7 separate regions of the Homo sapiens genome follow, and all the other regions are linked to region 2. Evidence: chromatin loops called from intact Hi-C (ENCODE). Cell type or tissue: heart left ventricle. All regions are shown on one strand. Region 1 overlaps SORBS2 (sorbin and SH3 domain containing 2). Region 2 holds the start of LOC124900830 (a long non-coding RNA gene). Region 3 overlaps SORBS2 (sorbin and SH3 domain containing 2). Region 4 overlaps SORBS2 (sorbin and SH3 domain containing 2). Region 5 overlaps SORBS2 (sorbin and SH3 domain containing 2). Region 6 has its middle 73 kb from the start of SORBS2. Region 7 has its middle 51 kb from the start of SORBS2.

Region 1 (4,000 bases), 230 kb before region 2:
GGAATCCCACTTTCCCCACATGTGTGACCCTGTGCAAGTTGTTTAACTTCTCTGCGCCTGTTTCCTCTTCTGTAAAATGAGAATAATGTACTCATCAGAGCGTTTGTGTGAATAGTCAATGAGAGGTATTTAAAGAATTTGGCACGCTGCCTGACACACTGTGCATTGAATGAATGGTGGCCATTATTATTATTTATAAGAATACTTACTGTTATTTTACTTTCTTAACTAACCCTGCAGATCGCAAAGCTCCAATACCATGTGATGTGAAGACTCATTTTAGATCAGCCCAAGAAAAACACCATTAAGCAGGTAAATCCAAATTCTGTTGGGAAAAGATCATATGATGCATTCTCAAGCAAGTGCTTCAGGATTGTGGCACTGCAGTCTCTACTAGCCTAGGCAGTGGCAGGATGGCTGTTCTTTGGGAATAAGGTCTTTAGAAAACAGTGAGCTCCCACATTCTATCCTGTCATCATTTTTGCCGTGAATACTCCACATAATTTATCTCCAGATGATTAGTTTGCCTTAGTGCAATGTAATTAATTGGGACCAGAAGATACAAGAGTGTGTTTGTTATACTCTAATGAAGTTTCTTTGAGTTTTAAGTTGGACTTCAACAGTTAAAGAACAACATGATCACGGAAAGTCAAATGGATTGTATATTAAGAAGATTTTTATTTATTTATCTATTATGGAAATTTATTTTTATTCTGTGTATTTTTTTATTTTTGACCCAGTTGAGCCTTGTTTGGTCAATACCTCTGGGAGATCTTGACAAAACAAAGCGTGTCTGGGCCAAAGATTTCCTTTCCATCTCTGGGGATTTTTTTTATTGATGATGAAGTTATTATGGACTGAGAGCCAGTTATGTGCCAGGCCCTGTGAGGTATCCTTTGCACAAATTACTTCATATAAGAGAACGACTGGTCCTATGATCTATGCACAGCATCCTTCTTTTACAGAGACCAAGCCTGTGGTTGAAAGATATGGAGTCACATGGCAGCGGCCACACCTCCTCGAAAGCTAAATCCATGACTGGGCCTTGGTCCCCGCAGGCTCCTGCCTGGCCTGCCCCTTCCTGTCCTGCAAAATTGGAAGGACATTGGTGCAGAATTGGAGGAGCCCTGCCTTTGACAAGGCACATACAAAGGGAAAGTCTGTCAAAAAGCATTTGTTTTACTTTCTTTTTTAAAAGAAAAAAAAATACTGTTATTTACTGACTTTTAAAACTAAGTGACCAAACATTGGTGACATAAAATTGTTTCTTAAGTATAACAAATGTCACTTCAAATTGTTTTTTGGATTTTAAAAATAACCAGGTAAAGAAATGACGTTAGGGTGGGGAGAGAGGGCAGCAGAAAGAGAGTGGAGAGATGGAGAAGGAGGAGGAGGGAGGAAATCCAGGCAGTGGGTGGGGCACGGCCCCACTGATGAGTGTCTGAGCCATGGGCGCTTGGTGCTATTCAGGGAGGCAAGGTCCTATGTTCATAAATAATGTACTACAGGGACAGTTTGAAAGTGATCATTAAATTTACATTTTTAAGGCAGGGGAGTTGCAGTCACAGCCACAAATATAAAAATCTAAATAAGGTGTCTTCAAGCATTGTCCTGGGACAAGAACTGCAGATACATGGCCCAGCCTCAACTCTCTAGATATCCTGCTGATCTCAGGGAATTCAGATGGTGTTTCCTGGGTCCAGTTCTCCCCCGCCACCCCTCTGAGGAAGCCCAATCTAAAGCATCCATGTTGGATGCTTTTACCATGACAAGGTGTGGAGAAAGAGGAATTTCTATAAGTAGAATGATAATGAGGAGCTGCCAGATTTCTAGCAGGCTGGGGACTCGGTGGTTCCCCTTGACATGATGCTTCTGGGCATGACTGAGGTCCTGGGTGTGTGACTGAGGGTCAGGGTGATGGTGTCTGAGCATGATTGAAGTCCTGCCTATGTGAGGAATGTGGGAAGGATATAACAGGACTGGTGCACCCAGACCTCTGGCCTGGGGAGAAGCTGCTTTCACCTCCAGCCAGGAAGAGTGGCTCCCAGCAGCAATACCCCACAGTAACTCAAAGTCATTAATCATCTCACTAAGTAAACTGTGTTTGATTCACAGTAGGCAAGAGTGTTCACAGATGATGCCTAAAAACACAAGTAGTGTGTATAGGCGGGCTTCATGAGCTTGCAAACTGAGCATGTGCACCTGACCCTGTGCTTAGAACGGCCAGGTGTTCTGTTTGATACCCTGCTGTCATCATCTATAACTTATTCATCATACTTTTGGAATTGCCTTTTCATCTTGCGCTGGGCCCTGCAAATTTATATAGCAGATTCTTGTTGGGTAAATTTCAACAGAGATAAACAAAGTTTCCAAAGTTTCTGAGACTCCAATCTCACATCCTACACCCTCAAAAATAGAAGAAAGAGGTCGGGGCAGCTTCGGCAATTCCTTCCTCTCTCCTGCCACTGGGACAAGCTCACCTCTGCTGCACCCTCCCTGCCTCAGCAATCTTTGATCTGTACCTTCAGAGAAGGTTTTTATCCTAGTCCATCCCCAGCAGACACCTCCTGCCCAGCCTCTCTCTGAAGGTCTACATGGCAACCACGGGCTACATGTGGCTCCCGGGCACCTGCCTTGCTTGCACTGAGATGTGTTATCCTGCAAAATACACACAAGATGCGAAAAAAAAGAATGTCAAGGAAATCATTACTATTTTTTATACTTGTTGAAATCATATTTTGGCTGTACTAGGTTAAAAATATTATAAAAGTTGGTGTCATCTGTTTCCTTTTACTTTTTAAAATGTGGCTGATAGAACATTAAAAATTACATAGGTGGCTTCTCTTTGCTGCTCAATATATTTCTATTGGTCTAGACATTTTTTTTAAAACCACATATCCACCTAAGTGTTCCACCTATATCTCCATCTCAGAAAGTCTCAAACCAGTTTCACTATCTTCTTCCCCCAAAACACTTTTTCCATGTCTTGTTTTCCCAAGACAGAAACCTGGTGATTAAACCATAGCCTGCTTCTACTCCCAAATGCCAGCTGAGAACTGTTGGTTCTGTCTCCATAATCTCTCCACGCCAGCACTTTTCCCCCAGCCCTACTGTCCTGTCTCAGCTGAGCCATTCATCTTTTCTTCCTGGATTACTGTACTGTCCTCCTACAGGAAATTCCCTTATTTTTTTTAAATTTTCTTGTAGAGATGGGATCTCACTGTGTTGCCCAGGGTGGTCTCAAACTACTGGGCTCAAGTAATCCTCCTGCCTCTGCCTCTGAAAGTGTTGGGATTAACAGGCATGAGCCACCCCACCTGGCCCTATGTGAAATTCTTGAATTCATTCCCACCCTACCTCAGTGGTGCTCTCACAACAGAGAAACTATCTTATAAAGGAAATCCTATTTCACCTTCCTGCTTGAAATGTCTCACAGTTGCCCTGCCATCTGGCTCTGGTCTGCTTGCTCGATTTTACTCACTATCTCTCCATATCGGGCATCCTGCATTCCAGCCATACCAATGGCTCCCAGGGCCCTGCAGATTTATATGAAATCCATCGCTCCATGCCTGGGCGCTGTGGCCACGCTGCTCCCTGGTCACGGTGAGGCTGGGCATGCCTGGGCGCTGTGGCCACGCTGTTCCCTGGTCACGGTGGGGCTGGGCATGCCTGGGCGCTGTGGCCACGCTGTTCCCTGGTCACGGTGGGGCTGGGCATGCCTGGGCGCTGTGGCCACGCTGTTCCCTGGTCACGGTGGGGCTGGGCATGCCTGGGCTCTGTGGCCACGCTGTTCCCTGGTCACGGTGGGGCTGGGCATGCCTGGGCTCTGTGGCCACGCTGTTCCCTGGTCACGGTGGGGCTGGGCATGCCTGGGCTCTGTGGCCACGCTGTTCCCTGGTCACGGTGGGGCTGGGCATGCCTGGGCTCTGTGGCCACGCTGTTCCCTGGTCACGGTGGGGCTGGGCATGCCTGGGCTCTGTGGCCACGCTGTTCCCTGGTC
Region 2 (4,000 bases):
TGGTAAAGTCATGGGGTATTTAGATAAAGCTTCACCTCCTTACCCAATTGCAAACCCCAACATCTTTGAATCCACCTGTGACCTGTGGAACCCTGCTTCATGACACCCTACTTTTTTAGGCCAAACCAATATAGAGCCTCAATATATTAATTGACTTCTTTGCCTGCAATCTCTGCTTCTCCAGATTTAAAATCTCCTACCTGTAAGCCACCGAGAGGTCAGGTCTCAATTGTAAGCTGCCCAATTCTCTTTCCTTGGCATCCTGCAAATAAACACCTTGCTTTCCCCTGCTGCAAACCACGGTGTGGATGTTTGGCCTCACCCCACAGGAGAGCAGACACCAGTTCAGTTCAGTAACAGAAATAGGTCATTAAAGATGGATTCTGTCTACAGTTCACCCAAGCAAGTGAAGTCTGTGTTAAAATACTCAATAGTATCTCTCTTAGCTCTTGCCAGAATGAACATGAAGTCAATGACAGGTTGGTAACTCATAAAATTAAGGCAGATTTCCACACTCATCGTCACCACTCTCACCTAACACTTGGTCAGCATCTACTGTAAACAGTTTACTCTACTGAGTGTAGGAAGAGGCACAGTCGTGAGTGTGAGCTTCCTGAGTGGGGACGTCCTGCGCTGTCACTTTTAAGGAAGGCTTCACGTAGGCCATGCTGGAACCCAGAGTGCCTGAGACAACCGCTAGGGAGGAGACTTCCTGAGGCCTGTGGCTGAAGGAGAATGAGCCAGGGCTTCTCACAGGCAGACATGGGTGTAAAGGGAAACGAGGGAAGGAGTTTGGCCTTCATGTGCTGGTCCTTACCCTGGGTCGATGGCGGTGGATGCAGGGCTAGGTGTGAAAGAGACAATCCTACTTTACTGAAGGTCTTGGGAGCTCAGCAGCGTGGACTTGCCGGGATTCAGCTCCCTGGGCCCTGCCCTCTTCTGCAATATGGACAGCAACCGGGTAAGGAGGCGTTGAGAGAAGAGACTCGTAGAAGGGCAGGTGTGCAGAACCGAACATGGAGGGCATCGGTGAGACGTCCCAAGGCTTCCAGGAATAGCTGCAAAGAGCACAGGGCTGCCTGGAGAGCCTGTGTCTGCAGCAGAAACCAGCACCTGCAGGACAGGCCATGGCTGTGAGGGGGATGTTGGAGGTGCTCAGCTTACTGAGCTCTGGAGCCAGCATCATATGTGAATATGTGTTAGCACGTCGTCCAGCACTGTGTGATTCGTAGTAAATCTTTACAGAATTGAAATCTATCTGGTGTCTCTAGAAATTGACTTGAAGCACAAGGTAGCAGAAAGTACTTGTCAGAAGAAGACAGATGCTCAGTTCGGAGGAGGGAGAAACAGGGAACCCAGAGGAGGGCGAAGGCGTCACCTGTGAGGCCAGGCGTGTGGCCGTGAGCAGCCCCGTTGTGTTGCAGAGGTTTCACAGATCAGTAGTTACTGTCTTCATCTGGACTATAGAGAGCACATATCACATAGGCCACAAAGCCTGTCATTCTCCACAGTAGAAAACTTTTACAGGCTGTTTTTATCTCTAGAAACACTGGATTGTTTGGCAGTAACAAGAAACATCTTTCCACCCACACACGCCCACGGAAGCATGTTGAACATCAGTGAAGTACGTTACACTGGGGATCGCACCGCGTATCTTCTTATATAGCAGTTTTTATATAGTAGTTCATTAGGGGAGCAGAGATTTTTTTTCTCTCTCTCCCCTCCCTTTGTAATTTTCAGAATAGCAAATAGCATGATCAAAGCCATCATCTCCTGTTTTCCTTTCTCTAGAGTTTAAATAAATCAGGCTGAAAAATCTCTGAGCCTATGATAACAATCACTCATTGATAGCTTATCACTTAGGAAGAGGTTTCAAGGGCTAAAAGACGTAATGAAACCCCAACGCAGAACATGTAAATGAACAGACTGTCTCTTTCCCCTCATACATCCCACGCTACTCAGTACAGAGGCCAAAGCTCTGTGAATGCACAGGGCTGGGGAACGAGATGCCATCTGGAACTGGAGATGCAAAGCCACATCCCATCCCTGATCCGTATGGCCCAGGCCCAGCCTGGGAAGGTGTGGGGTATACTGACTGCGGGGGTCCCATCACTTCTCCTAGAACGGGTTCTCCGCGCGCTGTGCAGAGAACAATACTGTCCTCTAGCGCTCAGAGATCAGAACTGGAAATCAAGAAGCTTGTTTTTATTTCTCCTCCCATATTGTCAGTGATTCCCAGAGCAATATACCACTCCCAAAGCAAAGGGAATGGATTGACACAGTTCACAAAATCCAGGGCAGAATCATCCTGGCTTTGCCTCCCTTGTCTGGGTAATGACAGCTGCAGGGTTTTATCTGGTCTTTGGGGCAGTGCAGCATGTATTTAATCTATCCTTAGTTCAGCTTTGCCAAGGGAGAATCAAGATTTTTCTATCTTGATTAAATATGCATGTAATTTGTCATCAGCTAAATGAGCAAACAATATCTCCTTGTCCACCTCATAGACTTATGATGAGAATCAAATAAAAGCATAAAACAATGTAAAAGTATAAAACTGAATAAATGAGTTATTATTGAGGAAAATGCACATTTATCTGTTATTTAAAACACTTCTTTAATTCACTTCTATGTTTCAGGATTTTTACCTAGATATATAACATCACCATTTATATACATGCAATGAAAACATAATTTATATTCTATGTAATTACGTCCTTTCTAGCCCTACCGATAAGTCTTACCACGAAGAAAATGCTTTATTTTTTTGTGACTTTAAACTCTGGACAATATGTGTCTTCAACCTCTTATAATTCACCCACAGGGATTCTCTTCAAGGATGGTATAACCCACATTTCCAGAGCAGCCACACAGGACAGCCGCCTCTGCACAACCATTACCATAAGCATGCGTGTGTTTGGTACAGACAGAAATGGATGATGGGGAGTGTGGGCCCTACGTTGGAGAAGGTTATATTTGCTACCAGATACCACCACCAATTTGCTTAAAATTGCTTTCAAGCTATTAAAATACTGAGAAGGGGATGATCATAAATACTTAGATGGCTGAATTTTTTGCTCTGTTAGGATAAAAATTGGATGGTAATACTTGGCTTCAAATTATACAACAGAGTAGTGACTTTTCTCACCCTTGCAAGAAAAATATTCTCAATGAAATATCAGATTCAGAAACAAAACAAGAGAAAATGCCTTTTCATATGCTTCAGTAGGGAAATGGGATGCAAAGGAACACTTCTAATAAGGAAACATTTGCTTAAAGTGATTTTTAAGGAAAGTTCTTTTATAATGACCTTTAAAATAGTTAAGATCATACCTGGTGGCCAGGCGCGATGGCTCATGTCTGTAATCCCAGCACTTTGGGAGGCCGAGGCACCAGATCAGTTGAGGTCAAGAGTTTGAGACCAACCTGGCTAACATGATGAAACCCCGTCTCTACTAAAAATACAGCAAAAAAAAAAGTTAGTGGAGCATGATGGTGGGAGCCTGTAATCCCAGCTACTCAGGAGGCTGAGGCATGAGAATCACTTGAACCCACAAGGCGGAGGGAGCAGTGAGCCAAGATCAGGCCACTGCACTCCAGCCTGGGCAACAGAGCGAGACTCAGTCTCAAAACAAATAAAATAAATAAAATAATATAAACAGATCATATCCGGCAAATGTTGACAACTATTTTACCTTCATACTTATTCAAAATTTCAAAATATTAACAGCAAAAGACTTAAGTAGGAGTGCCAAGGCAACCACAAACGGGCCAGCAGTTTAGTTTGCAAACAGAATTGAATTGTACAGGGCAGGGCTCACACACTGACCCCGGCCCAGGGGGACCCTTAAATATCAAGGCAGGAGAACATTGGTGTGTCAGCCTACGTGGGACCAAACTGCAGAATTTCCTACAAGATCCGTCTTTCCTCCTTTTTTATAGTCCGATACTCTCTTTGTCAACCTGTTTCATTAGTTAGTAGGTCACAAAAAGGGAAACTTCT
Region 3 (4,000 bases), 240 kb before region 2:
CCAAGTGAGGCCTTGGGAAGCTAAAGTTCCTGGACTGGCCACCTCTGGCTGTTAGCAACCTCATTGGTTTACCTCTGTGCCTGCAAATATTCTTGATTTTATGTATAGTATATTATAGAGAAGTCTGGAAGGGAATGCTTTAACCAGCAAAGTCAATCCATTAAACAAAAAGGTATGGGAGAGACACGTTAAGAGATCAGTAACCATGTTGTAGTTTAAAAAAAAAATGCGAAGTCTTTGTTCAGACCCTCGGGGTAAGCAGAAGTAGACTGGTCTCCAGTGGCAGGCATGAGAGGGAATATCCTGCCCGCAGTGATGGACATTTTGGTTTCAGGCAGAGAGGCAGGAAGCTGCCCTCTGAATCAGAGTAAATGCTCACATTTTGACCTTCTAGCAAGGGCCCTCTTTTTCTTGGCAAGAATTCCTTCGAGGATCATTTTCAGTTTGAGGTTCTGTCTGATGTTTTATTTTACAATTAAGTCACTATTCCCATATTCATTACTCTGTAAAATAAGTCAAGTAGGTAAGAGGTGTGGTAGACACTTCCTTCTGCCTCCTGAGGATCCATTTTGCAGCCTTCCTCACTACAGAATCCTGACAGTACGGCCAGTTAACAACTGACCTGCCTGGATTCCTTGCAGTTTCTGACCAATAAGCTAAAGGCAAGGCATCCTGTTGAAAATTTCATATGCACAGTAACGACACTAACCTCCCGAGAAGAGGGCTTCCTTGTCCTTTTCTTTCTTTTTTGAGACGGAGTCTGGATCTGTCGCCCAGGCTAGAGTGCAGTGACGGGATCTCAGCTCACTGCAAGCTCTGCCTCCCGGGTTCACACCATTCTCCTGCCTCAGCCTCCCGAGTAGCTGGGACTACAGGCACCTGCCACCACTCCCGGCTAATTTTTTGTATTTTAGTAGAGACGGCATTTCACTATGTTGGCCAGGATGGTCTCGATCTCCTGACCTCGTGATCCGCCCACCTCGGCCTCCCAAAGTGCTGGGATTACAAGCGTGAGCCACCGCGCCAGGCTGTCCTTTTCTTTCTAACCTTGTTCTGCTCCTCTTTTTGTAGACTGAAATGCAGATGTCATTCTGTGGGGGTGCATGCTAACAGAGAGATGATACAGCGATGGAGAGAGGATAGAGAGGAACCTACTCTGGGCTACCTGTCCGTGGGATTTCTTGTTATTTGAGGCAAACCCAACCTGGTGAAATGACTGTATTGAGGTCATCTGTTCCATGAAAGCTAGAAACAGAAACAAAACAATCATCTAAAAACAACCTTCCTTACATTAGACCGGCTGAACGACAGCAATAAACTATTAGGCCTGCCATTAAGATATTAGTTAAAAAATACTTCCAGAAGTTTTGAAAGAACTTCTGGGCATCAACAACGAATGCTTACAACAGTTGTGGCATTAAGTCTCCGGCCCATTATCATTTCCTAATGGAGCAAAATCTGCCATGAAAAATGAGCCGACATGCCTAACGCCCCGGGAGCTGCATCATTTGAATATTTTTGACTCTAAATATAGTGAAGTAGTTGGCTCTTTTTTCTAAAACTACAATTTACTGATCAGTGATATCAAGAGAAATAAGAACACAGCAGTGATCAACAGGAAACACAAAACAGGAACGCATTGTTTATTCTGTTCTCGGTGGACACTGCCAGATCATTGTTCAGAGAGCTTTCAACAGGGTTGCTTCGATGGAGTTTAGGGAGTTTTTAAATCTAAATTGAAGATGAAATGTGTCCTCGGGACAGAAAAAGCAATTTTGAAAAGGTTATTCAAGGCCATAAGGTATTGACTTTGAGCGTTTAAAAAAAAAAACAAAAAACCTGTAAGAATCTTACTGTGGTTTCTTAAAATGGTGAATGCTGTCAGTCATAATGGAGGGGAAGGTAGGTTTGATTAGGCGGCCGGTGAATTTTCAGAGTTAAACAAAGTTAAAAATACACAGGCAACATGAAAATTGTTCTAAGCGTTCCTGTGTCATGGTTTCTGATTAAGTATCATGAATGGAAGAAATGAATATAAATCATAACGATTCCGTTTTATAACAGACAGTCTCGTGTAAATATTTTGTCTTTCTAGTCACATGTGCCAAGAGCTGTGTGAGAGTGTAATGATGGAGAGCGTGGTCTGTACTTACCCGCCACCATCAAACCCAACTCTATTACTGCCAGCTTCTGTGGCTGCTACAATCTTCTTGGGCTTCAGTTCTCTTACCCACCAAATAGGCACTGTGTGGCCCTTGACTCATAATTGTTGTGAGGCTTAAATGAGTTAACACATGCAAAGCTCTTAAACAACAGCAACTCACAGGAGGCCCTCCCCACGTGTTGGCTGAGGCTGTTTCCATCATCATCTTAAGAGCATGGGCTTGGAGAATCAAGAGTTCTGAGTTAAGTTTCTGGTACTTCCTCGAATTAGCTCCCTGGTTTGGGCATAATCGTTGAGCCTCATTTTCCTCATCTGAGCAATGGGAATATCGTTCATTACCTTAAAGCATTAAGAAGAGGGGTGAAGAATATAATGCTGGAAAACCACACCTGGCACACTGGAATCATTAGATACCATTTTGTTTACATTACACGGAAAAAAATTATTTGCAAATTGATCTTCAAAAATATAGAGACTTTTACTTTGCTGTTGGGGAAAATGAAATGGATTGGGCACACCTAGATATTGAATTTAATTTCCTTATCATTTATTTCAGATAGCTCACATTCAAAGTTTTATGTTTTGGGTTTTTTTTTCTATTTTAATTTTAAACAAGAATACATGGGACTGTCAAACAACTGGATTAAGAAAATCCCCATATCTGAGCTAATCACTTTGTCCTATGATTGACATAACAGTCTCCTTCGAGCAACAGCATTACCACTGCTTCATTTAGTAAGTAGAGAAGGCTAAAGAGGAAAGGTAGTGGCGTTAAAAGAAATGACCTGGAAGAAATAGAGAAGAATGGACTTTGTAAGGCCCTGTGAGAGTCTATCATTCCTCTAGCAGGGGGAGGAGCAGAGTTATAATCCTATCTACCTTGTTACAAACAAATACACACTAACTTAACATTGATTGACTATGGTTATAATGAATGGTAATTGAAGAAGTATCCCTCTATCACAGCAGTGATTACATTCCAAGGAAAGAACTGAGGGTTTGGAACCAGGCACAGCTGATCTCAAGGCGTGGCTTCTCCCATGGCAAGCCATGTCACTTTAGGAGAGTTACTTAATCTCCCTGAGCCTGGATTTCCTTATCTATAAATAGCAGACAGGCTGGGCATCGTGGCTCACGCCTGTAATCCCAGCATTTTGGGAGGCCGGGGCGAGCAAATCACTTGAGGTCAGGAGTTCAAGACCAGCCTGGCCAACATGGTGACACCCTGTCTCTACTAAAAATACAAAAACTAGCCGTGTGTGGTGGTGTGTACCTGTAATCCCAGCTACTTGGGAGGCTGAGGCAGGAGAATTTGCTTGAACTCGGGAGGTGGAGTTTGCAGTGAGCTGAGATCATGCCACTGCACTCCAATCTGGATGTTCATCCATTTTTTTTTTTTTTTTTGAGGCTCTGTCTCAAAAAAAAAAAAAAATAGCAGACAACCCCATCTACCTCTCTGGGAGGTTTCTGAGAGGATTAAATGAGACTTTGCATGAATATTGGCTACTCCATCAAGTGGTTGCAGAGGAGGGGTTCAGTAGGCTGTTGTTGCTGTTTACCTCTTTTTCCTACTACACTGCAGGCTCCTTGAGGATAGGATTCCTTTAAAAACAAAATACAACCAGTTCCCAGCACAGTGGCTGGTCGCTAGAATGTACTGAGTGAATATACACCAAATAAAGCAAGACAGGGATACTTTGAATGGAAAGATCAAACAACAGCAATAATGAATAGCAGGCTTGACTTGTTTAAGTGAAAATGGTTAAGAGAGACTGGCGTGGACAAACTGAACTGATGCATTGGGGAACAGATTAAGTAAAAAGTACGTAAAAGACA
Region 4 (4,000 bases), 280 kb before region 2:
GCATTTTTCTTCAAGGATCCAATAAGATATCCCCCTAAACTATACATCATAGAGCCTTTGACACAGTAAACACTCACATGCCATTAGCTGTTATCACGGTAACAATAAAAATAAACTTTTAGCAAAGGTTTTAACTAAATGAGGTGAGAATCATAAATAAAGATATATTTGCTATAGTGAAAAGGAGAGAAAATGTAGGAAAGTCAGGCAAGAGGAATATTTGCCAAAATCATTCATGAATCTGACACATTAGATTCTGGGCGTGTCCTAAGCCTTGACCTGTGCTACTTGATGTGGGATTTGCACACCTGGGACACACGAGCTTCTGAAGTTCAGACTGTCTGCACTCTATCTGACACACTCCACAGCTGCACAACTTGCAGCATGAGTCAGCACCATCCTAACCTCTAAAGAGCCCCGCGGGCACAGCGAATGCACCTCCCAGCCCTTTGGACGTGGTGGCGACCAGCTGGTTTCCTGGAGAGGCATCTCCTTTACACCCATCTGTGAAAGAAATCTAGATCTAAGCCTTAGATCTCAAGGTTAGAAAGGGGGTAAGGTTGAGGTTCCGGAGTGCTACTCTATTAGACACATTGTCCTTTTTAAATTATATTTTTACAATAATTTCCATTTATTATTTTTTCGTGGCATCCTAGTGAGGCAGGCTAGTTTGACAACATGCTGCTTAGGGGAAATTTGCTGTTAATAAGTCTTTTGAGCTCACTAAATTTTGGTGCAGCATGAAAACCCAGACTGTTTTCAACTCTCTCTCTGGCATACCCGCTTGATTCCTGATAGGGCTATTAATTTTGCGCAGATTTCCCAATTTGCTCCCCATTTGCTACCTGGGATGGTGAAGAACAGACAAATAGCCCTTCGGAAGCAAAAGCAGTCCCAAACCAGGCTGAGTTTCGTGATGGCTTCTTCCACATTGTCCTTCATTGCTGAGGATGAAAACATAGAGCTAAAAACTGTGATACACAATGATTTATCACCTCCTTTCCATGTACACACCTAGTAGTTTAGAACTCTGTTAGCTTCAAAATCTATTCAGTCACATTGCATTCCCCTCCCCAACTCCCACAAATTCTACATGAAAGAGGGTTCAGGTAGCAAATGAGTGGAAGGACAGGGCAAACTAAGACTCTGATGGTGAGCCCCTCCTCCTCCTGATTCAGATGATTTCTTCCTCCTCTTCCTCCTCCTCCTCCTCTTCTGGTTCTTTCTTCTCCTTCTTCTTCTTATTCCTCTTCCTCCTCCTTCTTCCTCTTCTTCTATCTTCTTTCCTCCTCCTCCTCCTTCTATTTTCTTTCCTCCTCCTCCTCCTCTTTCTCCTCCTCCTTCTTCTTCTCCTTCTCCTTCTTCTATTTTCTTTCCTCCTCCTCCTCTTTCTCCTCCTCCTTCTTCTCCTTCTCCTTCTTCTTCCTCCCCTCCTCCTCCTCCTGTCCCCCTCACCTTTCCCCTTTCCCTCCTCTCCCATTTCCACTTTCTTCCCCTTCTTCCTCCTTCTCCCCCTTCCTTTCCTCCTCCTCTTCCACTTCCCCCTTTCTCTTCTCCCCCTCCTCCTCCTTTTCCTCTTCTTCCTCCTCCTTCCCTTCTCTCTTTTTTTGTTATTTGATCTCCAATTTTCACTTCCTAAAATTTCATATGGTTGGATGCTATTATAATTATTCAATTACACAATGATTACATGTGGGCTGGTGGTTTTGAAACAATGTACCCCATTGTATGCATTATTGCATTCATGTGGAACTTGAACTGTAGGAGGTCCATGCAGGCTTTTCCAGGGTCCCCAAGAGTACTTTGTGGGTTTTGGATCCAGGTTTCTGTTTCACTAAATCAGCATATTACTCTAGTCTACAGTGTACTGTTGGGCTAGAAATAGTCCATTGACTATTTTAGACTCTGCATCACGAAACGAGATCTATGGTTTTGGTTGAATTTCATAGAAGAATATTGATAAATTATCATTGTTCAGATCATTAATCTTCTTTAGCTCAAATCAAACAATGAAGTGATGTTATCTTGCAAACCATGCAGGCAGGTGGTGGCACTAATGAGCCTGCCACATCGGATTAATCTTTGAATGTTCAGAATCTCAGAATGAGAACTTTCCACAAATTCAAAACTGTTTGATGAACTGACAATGTCCAAGTCCACCAAATGGTCCAACATTCAGAGATGAAATTATGTCATGACATAAGAAGCCTAATGGAATGAATGGCCACTATGCATTAAAGACCAGAATGTGAAAACCTGGCTCCTACCATTCAGACTTCCCTGAAATTGTGAAACATGATTTTCCCCTTCACCCTAGGGAAGACCCTCTGGCAAAGGCACATTCACTAAGGGTGAGCCTTCTTTTGGATTGGGGGCTCAGAAGAGAGAGTCATATTGAAGTCGCCCAAACTGTTCTTTGCCCTGGCTGCCCGCTGACTTTGTTAGGCAGCTGGTGCTAAGGAGAGGGTAAAGAAAACAGAAGACACTTGTGGGCCGGCTCAGGGATGGACAGTACCTGGCCGCTCTCCCTGTGTGATGCAGGTGGCTTGTTCTGAGGTAGGTGGGCATACAGGCAGTGAGTACATCTCCATTGCAGCGGGGGAAGGTGGATGTGGGACTAATCAGGGATGGAGAGGGAGGGATGCTGCAAAGATGCCCGAGCAGGTGCTGTCAGTGGGGACTAGGGAAGCAGTGTCTCTATCCGAGAGTGCATGCCGGTGGTAGGGGAGCACCAACCTGAACATGGCCAGTAAGAACACAAACTAGACCTCCCAGATTCTCCCGCAAGTAAGGAGAGATCAGGGACTGTTCCAATTTTTGGCGTTCATATTTTTTAGACAGTTGTCTTAAAAAAAATGCCTGCTTCACTTGCGTTAAGAATTAACTAATCATGGTCCAGACTTATGCTCAGGTAGACAAGGAGGACTGAAGCCACAGTGGGCTCCTTCCAACCTCACATCACATCTTCCTCATAGCACCTGTGCACCCGAGGTGCAGATCCTGATTTGATGGCGACCTATTACAAATTTCCTTAGACTGCAAGCAATCACACTATACTTAATAGCTATATTTAGTAGAATACTTAGATTAATACTTGGAGAGAATTTAAATTTAAATATTATTTCCACAGCCAAAAGACAAAACAGCAATAGACAAATGCATTCTCTTTTTAGTTTTCTTCAACGGATATATTTCATTTTTAAGCCTATCTACCCCCTCCCCCGATTTGAAGACATCCCTCGGGCTACGTGGGGAGGAAAGCCTGTGTGACTGATCGCTGCAGTGACTGCTCTTGGCCATGACTGTTACTGCCATTTTGGCCTCTCTGAAAAGTGAGGCAGCCTAAGCCTCACAGATATGTTTCCTGGTCACATTTTTGTTGTCTCTACAGAAAGAGAAGCAAACGATATCACCAAAGTCCTAACTCTATCCTCCCACTCTGTGAACTACAGAAAAGGAAGCAGCAGAAGAAATAATAGAGGGAATAACAAAGTGACAGAAGCATAGAGGGAAAAGCAGCAGGTGGCTTTTCATCAAGGGGCCTTTGGGTAAGATTTACAGGAGACAATGTTTTCTCTGCGCCTCTGGGACTTGAAAGGTCATGGAAAGAGGACTCACTCGCGACAGAATTCAAACACTCGTAGTTGTGTCTCAAAGTCCTCCGCGGACATCACCAGAAGGCATGGTTTCAGGGGTGTTTTTCAGAAGGGCGATGGATTTCTTTGGATCCACGTAGTCTCTCTTATCTGGTTAGAGTTTCTTCTTTTTCTTTTTGTTCTTTTTTGACACAGAGTCTCACTCTGTCGCCCAGGCTGCAGGGCAGTGGCACCATCTTGGCTCGCTGCAACCTCCGCGTCCTGGGTTCAAGCAATTCTCCTGCCTCAGCCTCCCGAGTAGCTGGGACTAGAGGTGTGCACCACCATGCCTGGCTAATTTTTGTATTTTTAGTAGAGACAGAGTTTCACCATGTTGGCCAGGCTGGTTCTCGAACTTCTGACCT
Region 5 (4,000 bases), 240 kb before region 2:
CTTCAACCTGAATTCAGTATAAAAAACTGCCGGTGGCTCAGGCCCGTAATCCAGCACTTTGGGAGGCTGAGGCAGGTGGATCATGAGGTCAGGAGATCTAGACCATCCTGGCTAACATGGTGAAACCCCATCTCTAAAAAAAATGCAAAAAATTAGCAGGATGTCGTGGCACGCGCCTGTAGTCCCAGCTACTTGGGAGGCTGAGGCAGGAGAATCGCTTGAAGCCGGGAGGTGGAGGTTGCGGTGAGCTGAGATCGCACCAGTGCACTCCAGCCTGGGCAACAGAGTGAGACTCCATCTCAAAAAAAAAAAAAAAAAATGCCCTGATATATTTTATAATTAATGTGAGGGTTGGTTGCTAGATGCTTATATCAAATTCAAATTCAATTCTTTCTTTGCCATTAAAGAAAGACACTGAAATAGATTATGGAAAATACTGAGGATTATGCCATGTGAAAAAAAAGGGTTACATGACTACTACTTCAAGTACTATTTAAAAACAGTGAAATCCTTTGGCTCAATAGACCTTATATTAAAACTGTATTTCAAATTAAAAAATTATAAATTAACTTTGAAATCTCTAATCTGAATTTTATAAATAAGATCAACTTTGTTTTAAAAATGTATACCAGGCTTTAAAAAATGACTCTAGAATAAAGCATTTTTCTTTTCACTTATTTTAAATGGTTACATTTTACTATGTCTTAAATACCTGCCAATCTAACATGGGATATTTGTTTCTCTTGGCCTCAATGTGGAATGGTAATTCTACTGGTAATAATTGGAAGCCTAGCTGCAGACAGACACATTTTTTAATTGTTTTTTTCTTTTTCCTCCTTATAATAGTTTATACCAAAAAAGGGTATAATGCATTTAAATATTGGCTTTCCTTGAGAAGCTATGGCATTAAGGAAACAAAGATCAACATAACCCACTCTCGTATAAAACAGGGATAATAATGAGTTGTCATAGGGCTCATAGGAATAATGCACAGAAAATGCTTACCTGGGTAATGTCTGACACACAGCAAGCATTTGGTGAAAGTCAGTACCATCATCTCTGCTGTAAGTGTAAAGCTTTGCTCTCCAAATATGGTGGCTACATGTGGCTACTGAGCTCAATGCGGCTAGTCAGAACTGAGATGTCATATAAGTGTAAAATGCATGCTAGATTTTGAGGTCTTTATACAAAAAAAAAAGGTGAATGATGAGAAATTACTCAGTGGGTACGATGTTCATTATTCAGGTGATGGACACATTCATTAAATCCGTGACTTTACCACTATGCAGTCCATCCATGTAACAAAATTCTCCTTGTACCCCACAAATTTGTACAAATAAAAATAGATTAATGTTGTCTCTTCCTAAAACATGTAAACTATCATATCATTTTTATATTGACCACACGTTGAAAAAAGAATGTAAATTATGACATTAATTTTTATATTATGTGTTGAAATGACAGTATTTTGGACATAGTATGTTAAATAGGATATTTTGCTAAAATTAATTTCACTTGTTTCTTTTTTACTTTTTCAAATCTGACTGCTAGCTAATTTAAAATTACCTATGTGACTTGCATTCTATTTCTACTGGGCAGTGCCATGCAGGCCAACGGTTCTCAAAAGGTAGTGAGCATCAATGACCCAGAAGCTTCGTAAAAACAGATTGCTGGGTCCACCCCAGAGCGTCTGATTCAGTAGGTCTGGCGGGGCCTGAAATTCTGCATCCCTAACAAATTCCCGGGTGATTCTTGACCTCACTTTGAAAACCGCTGGTCTTGGGCCTTGCTTCTTAAAAAAGTAGTCCACGGACCAACATTAACGTCATCACTTAGGATCTTGTTAGAAACGCAAAACCTCAGGCCCCACCCAGACCTACTGAGCCAGCATGTGCATTTTCACAACATCCCCAGGCTGCGTGTAAACATGTTGAAACTTGAGAGAAATGATATGAAGTAGTGTCTGTCATCCCTGGGTGAATATAAGGTAAACTTTTACAAACACCAGTACCCCGGCCCCGCCCCTAGAGAGTCAGATTTAATGACTCTGGATGTGACTCGAGCATCTGCATACGTGAACAGCTGATTCCAGATTAAAGCAAGCACTGAGTCCCATCAGACTGGATGTGGAAAGGCCAGGATCTAGATCATTTGTACATCATTAAGGCATAGTTGACACAGATCAAACCATATTAGAGGGTATTTACATCCCAAAAGAGGATCTTGTTAACCCCAATAACTCTACAATTGTTAGAACTGGTGAGAAAGACCCATATTTTGGAGTAGAGAGGCCTTCTGTTATTCGCTCCACCTCTGTTCCGGCCTTAAATAAACGAGCACGCCAACTTTAAGAGTGTGTCTGAATAACCTCATTAGTTTGCCGAATGACTTCTCACATTTTCAGGCGGCACCTGAGCGTTGTGTGTTTCACAGAGCTTGGTAAAAATAAAATCCTCACTGTAAGAGAGAATCTGGGCTCACGCTGGTAACATTTAAAACTTCCAATTCTATATGCAAAGACCATCTGCAGCTTTGCTTCTCACTTTCTTGGTTGAACCTTTCAGAAAACTTTTAAAAGTGCATAATACTTAAGAGTAGAGTCTGGAGTCAGGGTGCCTGGGTTCGAATCCTCATCCTGCCACTTACGCGTGGCTGTGGCTGTAGGTCACTTACTTAGCCTCCCCATACCTCGGTTTCCTCCTCTGTAATGAGACCTTTTTTTATTGGGTTGTTGTGAGGGTGAAAATTGTTATTTGAAACAGCCATGGAAAAATCTGCTGCTTTGTAAATTTTATATGAATGTTGGTTAAATAATCAAAATATATTTGAAAAACTGTGCAGATTTCCATATGTGGCTAAATTTAGTAATTTTTAAAAGATACTGTGGTGATTTCCAAGGACTTTCATGGGCGTGAGTTTTTGAACACATATATTTAGAGGGTTTCTCTGAGTGTTGTTTTACATTTTTTTCCCAAGACAGCACAGAATTCTCAATTGATTCCTCATCGCTTCCTATTATTTGAGAGGATCCCAGTAGGAAGGAAGTAAATGTAGTTTTCCCATGAGTATTGTTTTCTAGAGAACATTCTTTACCCCTGCAGTCCTTTGAAGAGTGAGTTGTGCTATAGATGTTTAGAGACCTCCCTGGTCCCTGTCATTCTAGTGGCATTGTCTAGTATCCCAGGAGAACAATGTGTCATTCTCTTAGTCAAATATTTTAGTGCTTAGGGCGAGGCAGCAAGACCATCTGAAACACTGGCGTGAGTTTCAAAGACATATTGAAACAGCAGTCAGATTCTCCTATAGAAATCAGCTAATGCTGACTAAAAGAAGGGATGGGGATGAACAGGGAAGTGCTGAAGTCACGCACATTGTAAGCAAAATGAAGGCTAGACTAAGTAGAGTAACATTTTTTTTTTTTTTTTTTTTTTTTTGAGACGGAGTTTTGCTCTTGTTGCCCAGGCTGGAGTGCAATAGCACAATCTCGGCTCACCGCAACCTCTACCTCCCAGGTTCAAGTAATTCTCCTGCCTCAGCCTCCCGAATAGCTGGGATTACAGGCATGCATCACCACACCCGGTTAATTTTGTGTTTTTAGTAGAGATGGGGTTTTTCCATGTTGGTCAGGCTGGTCTCAAGCTCCTGACCTCAGGTGATCCACGCACCTCAGCCTCCCAAAGTGCTGGGATTACAGGCGTGAGCCACTGCACCTGGCCTGGAGTAACACCTTTTATGCTTGTCTGCTTCAACCACACTCAATGAAGTGAAGCATATGCAAGAAAAATAAGGATACCTGGTAGCTCTGGGCACGTAGCAAGCATCCGTCGGGTCATCTACAGGAACCTCACCCATGGTATGCCACCTGCTGAACAATGTAATGCATGCATCGGGCTGGAAACTAAAGCCCATACATTGAGTGACTTTAGACCAGTCATGCAAGCTCCCTACACTTGTGTCCTGAAAGGCAGATAGAGGCATGGGACTGCAACTGCCTTACTGA
Region 6 (4,000 bases), 140 kb before region 2:
TGATTATTGACAAAGACAAGAAAGGATAGTTTTTTCAACACATAATTCTGGAGCTTGTGGTTATCTATAAATCAAAACACAAACATCTCAGCTTATACACAAATGAACTCAAGTGGATCATAGAAATACATGTACATCTTAAAAATATAAAACTTAAAGAAGAAAATACAGAAAAAAATTTCACGACCTTAGATTAGAAAAATATTTATTAGAAGCAGTATCTAAAGCACAATCCATAAAAGAAAAAAATTGATAAACTGAACTTTTCCAAAATTAAAAACTTCTCTACTGTGGAAGATACTGCTAAGAGAATAGAAAGGCAAGCCACAGACAGGGAAAAATTTTTGCAAAATACTTATCAGGAGAAGAACTTATATTTAAACCATAAAAAGAACTTTTAAATGCATTAATAAAAACTCAATTCAATTTTTAAAATGGTATAGAGATTTGAATAGATTTTTTCACAAAAGAATATATATTATTGACAAACAAAGCACAGAAAAAAGATGCTTAAGTCATTAGGAAAATATGAATTAAAACCACAATGAGGTACCACTACATTATTTTAAAACCTGACAGTATCAATGCCGGTGGGGATGAGGTGAAACTAGAATTCTCATAACACTGCTTGTGGGAATGCAAAATGGTGCAGCCACTTTGGGAAACAATTTGCCAGTTCCTTATGGTGTTAAACACAATCCCACTGCTCGATTTTTATCCAAGAGAAATGAAAACCTACATCCACACAAAGTCCTGTGTACAAATGTTCAAAGCAGCTTTATTTATAATAGCTGAAACTAGAAACAACTCAAATGTCCTTTGACTGGTGAATACACAAACAAAATGTGGTACATTTGTATAATGAAATAGTATTCATCAACAACAACAAAAAATTAACAAATTAAATTATCCGGGTGTGGTGGCATGTGCCTGTAGTCCCAGCTACTCAGGCTGAAGTGGGAGGTCACTTGAGCCCAGAAGTTCAAGGCTGCAGTGAGCTATGATCATGCCACTGTATGCCAGCCTGGATGACAGAGCAAGACCGTATATCTAAAAATAATTTTTTTAACTAACAAATGATCATTACACACAATATCGTGGAGGACTCTCAAAAGCATTTTGCTAAGCGAAAGATATCAGTCACGTAAGTCCACATACTGTATGATGTTATCCATAAGACTTTCTGGAAAAAGCAAAACCCCAGAGACAGAAGTCCGATCAGTTTTCATCAGGAGGTGGGGGAGGAAGAAGGTTCAAGGTACCTTCCAAAGGGAACTTCACGGGGTGGAGGTAATATTCTGTATCTGGATTGTGGTGAAGTTTACATGACTGTATTTGTCAAAACTCATAGAGCTATATATCTAAAATGGTTGAATTTTATTGTACATAAATTATACCTCAATAAACCTGACTATAAAATTAAATTGGCATGTTTATAGATCCTATATATGGGAATTGTTCCCATTTATCATTTCTATCTGGATATTCTTATAGACATAAATATTAATCTTTAAATCTTTGTTAATACAAATGTTAACATGTATCAGTTAACATTCCTGATGTTTATAGTAGGGTGATTGGGACTTTGAGTGACATTTTGAATTCTTCTTCATGCATTTCTGTATTTCTTGATTTTTAAAATAAGCATGTGCTGTTTTTTAAAATAAAAAAGTTTTATTTTTGCTAAGGGCTCAAAATAAAGGCTCCAAAAAATAAAGGATTAGTAAGATCTGAACAAAAGAAATCCGGAATGGCAATGAGGGCCCAGCAGAGCTGAGTAGAGGTGAGAATATGATTTCCATCAACTTGGCCTTTCTGGGTTTCAGGACTGGATCTGAGCAGGCAGTTGACCACTGACCTATCATCTAGACTATGGTTTCCTCAGTAAAGGACCACTTTCCTACAATGATCTCTCAACTGCCTTTAGTTCTTGACTCCTAAGAGGTTTCCAACACACAGACTTATATGGAGTCGGTGTATTCCCGGAATGCTCAGACAGTAGGGAGTTTCTTTAGATAGTTCTCGTATTGTATTGGCATACTCCTCTTTCAGTTCTTGGGAGAATTTACTACATACTTTATGCAATGATTTTAGTAATCAAGTTACAGTCATACTGCTGATTTCCCTACAGAAAGTCAGGCAGCCGAAGTGGTGGCACGGCATAAATTGATACATGAAATCCACCATCTGTTCTCAATGTACGCAGCGGCTCCTCCACACCTGCCTGGACTTATCTTGAGAAGGAGAGCAACAAGAAGAAAAAAAAATCAAAATGTTTAATTAATGTTGCTGGGAAAGAAGGTGCAATCCAGCAAAACTGAAGTTACAGATACTCATAAGCTCACAGGCCTCTTCTTCAAAGCTGTTAAGGCGTAAGCTAGAAGTAAGTGGTCTTTGTAGCCCTCTGATGGCTCGTTGGGGATGGGAAAGTTAGCAAATCCTCTTATGTGAACTGCAGAGCCCAAGGGCGAGGAAAAGCCCGCTCTTGTGCTTTCACATTTCTGCCCTTGAAATACGACATAGCACCCCCGGGCACCTGCTGTCTTTTCATTTTCTCACACTGCTGAATAAATAAGCATTTTAGGGAAAGCCAAGAACATAATGAAGGCTTAACTCAGAGTGCAGAAGTGTCTAGGGATGCCCACTACAGCTCAGAGGCCAAATGTCACCAAGATCACTTCCATACACATAGACTCCATTCACTTTTTGAGGTCACCTGCATTGCCAATGACAGCTCAAAAGCGTAACATTTCACAGTTTCTTTCTCATGATCTCCTTAGGCCTACTAACTACACATATAAACTCAAATGATAAAAGGATGAACTAGCTATTTTTATAATCTCTCATTTTACTCTTCAAAGTGTTTAGGCAAGAATAAAATATATAACAATGCATAAATGAACCTGAACACTTGGCTCTTTAAGATTCCTCTAGAATATCCTTGGCATCTCTGTAGAGAAAAAAGGTAGCATGAAAAGAAGCCAAATCGTGCTTCACACACGCCCACTCCACTTCCCATGACACTCTGGGCACATCTTTTTAGAAAATACGAATTCGGTCTTATTCATTTAAGCTTCCATAAAGTAAGTAATGCATGATTTTTAAACTTTCTGTTTTGATGCGTAGGTGCCAACAGGCAACTTTCTCAGGTTGTCACCCTATTTAAAAGTTCCGAGAAAATCCACAGCATTAGACATGTCTCTTGTAAGTTACTGCGCCCCTTAGTAAACCACATGACAAGCTGGTAAATACAAGTATTCACAAGCAAATACGATGTGTTACAGGTGAACATAGCAAGCCCCTGGGCGATTGGGGAAAACGATGGACTGACTGAGAAAGCATTTAGGCATAGTGACTTGTTCCCGGACTGTCCAGAGAGGTTTAAATTCCTTGCTAGAAACTCTTATGAAAGGAAATGTGAGGTGGGCGGCAGAAAGGCTAAGGTGTTCTAGGCTGCAATAAGAAAAGTATACAATCCACCCAGTGCGGTGGCTCACGCCTGTAATCCCAGCACTTCAGGAGGCCGAGGTGGGCAGATTACAAGGTCAGGAGATTGAGGCCAGCCTGGCTAACACAGTGAAACCCCATCTCTACTAAAAATACAAAAAATTAGCCGGGCATGGTGGCGGTTGCCTTTAGTCCCAGTTACTCAGGAGGCTGAGGCAGGAAAATTGCTTGAACCTGGGAGGCGGAGGTTGCAGTGAGCCAAGATCATACCACTGCACTCCAGCCTGGGCAACAGAGCAAGACTCTGTCTCAAAAAAAAAAAAAAAAAAAGAAAAGAAAAAAAAAAGAAAAGAAAACAACGTGGCCTGTGGCCTGGTCTGGTTCTGCTCTGCTATCCACGGCTCAGGTCAATCTGGAACATGGGATTCCGTGTGGGAAAGTACATGCTAAAAGGAAATTAGAAGATCTGTACCAAGAAAAGAATAGCAGCACCATGAGAGAACCGGGACTTGGGAGACGTAAAGGATGACAGAAGAGGTCTGATCATTTAGCC
Region 7 (4,000 bases), 160 kb before region 2:
GATGCCAGACTCTTAGCTTATTCTCTCTTGGATCATGGAAAGGGAAAGGGGTTCTCTGTAGAATGCAGACTTTCCCCATGAGACAGCTTTGCTGGGCCATTTCAAAAGATGTCAAAGAAATACATTTTGGGGTAAAATACTTCAACTTCTTTCAGGGCCTGCTGTCTATCTTGTTGGCATCATTGCTATAAACAGTCTGTTTTGTCGGCAGATTTCTGTTTTAATGTTCATGCTGGTCAGTGCCTGAACTCCAAAGGTAGGAGGGTATAAGGAGGGATGTTCAACTTCCACTTCCCACTGTGGCCTGAACGAATGTTTTCAGGTTTCTTTGGAATGCCCTTGGCTGAAGGTGAAGGTTTCTTTGGAATGTCCTTCGCTGAAAATGGGGGGTGGGGTCCATCAGTCGGGTGGGGGGCTTAGAATTTTATTTTTGGTTTACATGAGCATACGGAATGTGTGAGTCTGTGCAGTCAGAATGTGTTTTGAGTGCTTGAGAGACCAAAAGGAAGCTAGTGTAGGTGGGAGGACAGGAAGGATTCAAATGATGAGGCTGGAGGAGGAGAAAGAAGGCAGGCAGCTAACAGAGTGCTTTAGAGGTCCCAGAGAGGAATCTGGATCTTATTCCAGATGCATTTTAATTAAAGGGGTGGAAAAAGATCTGACTTCTATTTTTTTTTTTTTCTTTCTTTTTTTGAGATGGAATCTCACTCTGTTGCCAGGCTGGAGTGCAGTGGTGCGATCTTGGCTTACTGCAACCTCTGCCACCCAGGTTCAAGCGATCCTCCTGCCTCAGCCTCCCAAGTAGCTGGGATTACAGGCACCTGCCACTGTGCCTGGCTAATTTTTGTAGTTTTAACAGAAATGGGGTTTTTGGCCAGGCTGGTTTTGAACTCCTGACCTCATGATCCACTTGCCTCAGTCTCCCAAAGTGCTGGGATTACAGGCGTGAGCCACTGCGCCCAGCCCTGACTTCTATTTTATAGACAACACTTTGCCTGCTGTGTGGATACTTGATACTAGGGGGCAACTGGAAGCTGGGCAAGGCTGGCAATAGTCCGGATGAGAGATGACGGTGGCATGAACAAGGTGCTGGGAGCAGGGAGGAGAGCATTACAACCACAGCAACTACCGGAGTAGAGAGTATGCAGAGGAAGAAAATTTCCAGAAACACTATACAAATTGAATAAAAAACAGTGTATGTATATGTGTGTGTGTGTGTGCTTGCAAGTGCAAAAGAGAGAGAGAAGCATTACTAAGAGCAACAGCAACAGGGGGACCCAGTAGGTGTTGGGCCGTGACTACAGATCCGGTGTGAAGGTGCCAGGCTTTGCAGCTTCAAACTGCACACAGGCAGATTCTGCAGGGCCTTGAGCCTTGTAGGACATGGTATGGGGTTTCAGTGATGTGAAAAGCAATGAAGAATGGCTACTGACAGGTTGTAGAGGCATGAGAGCGACAGGATATATTTGACTTTGAGCAAATTGCATTTATTTTACAGTAAGGACTGTGAACTGGTGGGTCCCAAGATGGGAGTCCAGGCTCGCCATGATGGCATGGCTGCCAAGGGAATTTCTCCTCCTAAACACAAGGTCCACTTAGATCCCTCTGGTGGCTGAGATCACTGCTTACCTTGCGGTGCACTTAACTAAGCCCTTGACTTCTTTACAAAACTCTTAGCTCACTGAAGGCAGCCACTGCCTGTGATGTATTTTTCAAACAGTTAATAGTATTTCACACACAATATGCAAGAAATACATATTTCCTGGATGAATGTTCCACGTTACATGATCATTTTTGCCCTGGTGTGAGGAAGCTTGCCTCTTCTTCCTCTGCCCTTCAACCTCAGGTCCCCCTCTTGTTTCCCCTCCACTGAGGGTGGTGGTGGGGCTGTCTTCCCTCCTCAAATACACCTGACACCTCTGGATTGGTGGTTAAGCCTGAACATAATTACAGTTGGGCAGCTGGTACAATTTGTTAGTACCCATCCGCCTTCTCTTGTAGAGCCCCTGGGACTCTTGTAGTCAAACCTGCTCACGGGTCTAGTGCCTACCTCTATGCCCCCTCATCCCTGCCTGTGCCAATGCACTGCACGCCAGGCCAGTGGAGAGGTGGGACACGGAAGGAATCTTGAGAAGCTCTCAAGAACCTTAAATTATTATGTTAAGGTATACCATGCTAATTAGACTAAAGGCACGTCCCTCCACCTGGATTTGCATTTTTACATTAGGGGAAACACGGCATTAAACATTTTTAAAGAGCAGTGGCCTAGAATAGGAATGATGGGATCTGCCTTCTTTCAACAATGTGTATAATATAGACCTTTATTGAGTGCCTGTGTGTGCCAGGCAATGTCGGGTACTGAGGTTGAAAAAGAGATAAAAATGATATGCAGTCCTATAAGGATATTTTAATTCAGTTAGGGAGACAGGTACATGGATGGATCATTACAGTACTGTGCAACGTCCTATGCTTATTTCCTTCTGGAATTTATCACTATCTCCAATTCAATATACTCACAGCTTTAATTCATAAACAAAAGACCACATGTTTAATATACTGTCTTCTTATTTGTTTAGAATTGAGTTATTTCACAGATTAGTTTAGAAATACCAGTGCTATTGCATAGGATTATTTTCATTATTCAGTTTTCAAGTTTTTTATCTTGCCAGGGTCTTTAAATTCATTTATCATCCTTCTTCTTGTTTAGAATTAAACCTCCAGTTTTAATGGTATTTTTATGATTTCTAAGCAGACATACTCAGAAACTGTAATTGGAGTGTGGACCTAGGTGGAAGATGTGTGTCACCTCCAAAGTGTGAAAAATCAGCTTGTCCATTTTTACATTTTTATTAATCTATCAAATGCTATGATTGTGAATTAAATATAACCTCTTCATTATAAGCCTTTAATTTTCTCCCCATTTTAGTGTTGTTTGTACAATTTAGAAAGGGCTATATTTAACAATATGGGGTTCTTTAATTTTTTAGCTATGAAATAAAGCATAAAAAGAAGATAAAGGTCTCTACAGGAACACAGATTATTATTTACAAAGATTAACCACAAGCTTTCCATGTTTTCCATCCTATTTATTGTGGTCTGCAAGATAAGGTGAAGTATGCAATGGCTAACTCTTGTGTTATAGTTAATTTTAACTCTCTTATCAATAAGCAGATGCCTTTTCAAGTTATAAAAAGTGTGCCATTATTACTATCAACTGGAGAGAATGAGGTCATTGTTCTCATTATACTATAAAAAGCCGGAGTGTAACAGAAGGGCAAAAACATACCTCAAGAAAAACACTCATGCCACCAACAAAATACCTTTGAAGCAAAGAATATCACATTGAATTTTCCCCACAACTAAACATTAGATTCAAAGAAAGAGATTAAAAGCCCTGAAAAGAAGTGGTCTCTTAGAATTAAAGGACCACGTTTATTTTTGTGATGCTCCGTTTATTACTTGTACAGTAAGACTTTTACATGCTGATTTGTAAACTTTTCTATAAAGCAAAAAACTAGGATAGAAACATCCAGCTGAAACTTACTATTACATTTGAAGATTTGAAATCATCACCACTATCACTATATTTGCTTCATCAAATTTAATTTTAAAGATTTGGGAAGTGGAGGCAGGCAAAGAATTATTTAACAGTTTACTAAGAGAAAACGCCTTGGTAAGAGCAAATAGATCACTGAACGGCCGGGTGCGGTGGCTCACGCCTATAATCCCAGCACTTTGGGAGGCCAAGGCAGTCAGATTGCTTGAGGTCAGGAGTTCGAGACCAGCCTGGCCAACATGGTGAAACCCTGTCTCTACTAAAAACACAAAAAATTACCCGGGCATGGTGTCAGGTGCCCGTAATAACAACTACTTGGGAGGCCGAGGTAAGAGAATTGCTTGAACCCAGGAGGCAGAATTTGCAGTGAGCTGAGACGAAGCCACTGCACTCCAGCCTGGGCGATAGAGTGAGACTCTGTCTCAAAAAAAAAAGAAAAAGAAA

The links. Peaks named below come from ENCODE experiments on the same cell type or tissue, not always from the same donor. Only the 100,000 strongest peaks of a DNase experiment are listed, where the experiment ranks them.
Region 1: it touches region 2 in a loop (2.3-fold over the local background); 13 of 110 quality-filtered maps call a loop at or near these places.
Region 3: it touches region 2 in a loop (2.8-fold over the local background); 18 of 110 quality-filtered maps call a loop at or near these places.
Region 4: a loop joins it to region 2, with 2.3 times the contacts of the local background. A loop is called at or near these places in 8 of 110 quality-filtered maps.
Region 5: a loop joins it to region 2, with 8 times the contacts of the local background. A loop is called at or near these places in 17 of 110 quality-filtered maps.
Region 6: it touches region 2 in a loop (2.6-fold over the local background); 12 of 110 quality-filtered maps call a loop at or near these places.
Region 7: it touches region 2 in a loop (2.7-fold over the local background); 11 of 110 quality-filtered maps call a loop at or near these places.

Annotation. Positions count from the first base shown.
Region 1 is chr4:185,792,884-185,796,883 of GRCh38, forward strand. The region is part of intron 1 of SORBS2 (sorbin and SH3 domain containing 2); the gene reads right to left. Among named protein-coding and RNA genes, the nearest start is that of SORBS2, 17 kb to the right of the region's middle. RefSeq lists enhancers at 3,297-3,813, 3,814-4,000. In heart left ventricle, no CTCF peak of the experiment used is centred here; no DNase peak of the experiment used is centred here; H3K4me3 peaks cover 339 bases; H3K27ac peaks cover 2,516 bases.
Region 2 is chr4:186,019,598-186,023,597 of GRCh38, forward strand. LOC124900830 (a long non-coding RNA gene) reads right to left here and starts at 3,368. Exons shown (of 3, transcript XR_007058420.1): 1 at 3,331-3,368. In heart left ventricle, a CTCF peak has its summit at 2,169; no DNase peak of the experiment used is centred here; H3K4me3 peaks cover 316 bases; H3K27ac peaks cover 1,246 bases.
Region 3 is chr4:185,783,400-185,787,399 of GRCh38, forward strand. The region is part of intron 1 of SORBS2 (sorbin and SH3 domain containing 2); the gene reads right to left. Among named protein-coding and RNA genes, the nearest start is that of SORBS2, 27 kb to the right of the region's middle. In heart left ventricle, no CTCF peak of the experiment used is centred here; no DNase peak of the experiment used is centred here; H3K4me3 peaks cover 385 bases; H3K27ac peaks cover 3,076 bases.
Region 4 is chr4:185,742,551-185,746,550 of GRCh38, forward strand. All of the region lies in intron 2 of SORBS2 (sorbin and SH3 domain containing 2), which reads right to left. Among named protein-coding and RNA genes, the nearest start is that of SORBS2, 68 kb to the right of the region's middle. In heart left ventricle, no CTCF peak of the experiment used is centred here; no DNase peak of the experiment used is centred here; H3K27ac peaks cover 837 bases.
Region 5 is chr4:185,776,599-185,780,598 of GRCh38, forward strand. All of the region lies in intron 1 of SORBS2 (sorbin and SH3 domain containing 2), which reads right to left. Among named protein-coding and RNA genes, the nearest start is that of SORBS2, 34 kb to the right of the region's middle. In heart left ventricle, no CTCF peak of the experiment used is centred here; no DNase peak of the experiment used is centred here; H3K27ac peaks cover 740 bases.
Region 6 is chr4:185,882,797-185,886,796 of GRCh38, forward strand. It overlaps a transcript of SORBS2 not described here. Among named protein-coding and RNA genes, the nearest start is that of SORBS2, 73 kb to the left of the region's middle. In heart left ventricle, no CTCF peak of the experiment used is centred here; no DNase peak of the experiment used is centred here.
Region 7 is chr4:185,860,932-185,864,931 of GRCh38, forward strand. It overlaps a transcript of SORBS2 not described here. Among named protein-coding and RNA genes, the nearest start is that of SORBS2, 51 kb to the left of the region's middle. RefSeq lists a silencer at 2,765-2,867. In heart left ventricle, no CTCF peak of the experiment used is centred here; no DNase peak of the experiment used is centred here; H3K27ac peaks cover 2,795 bases.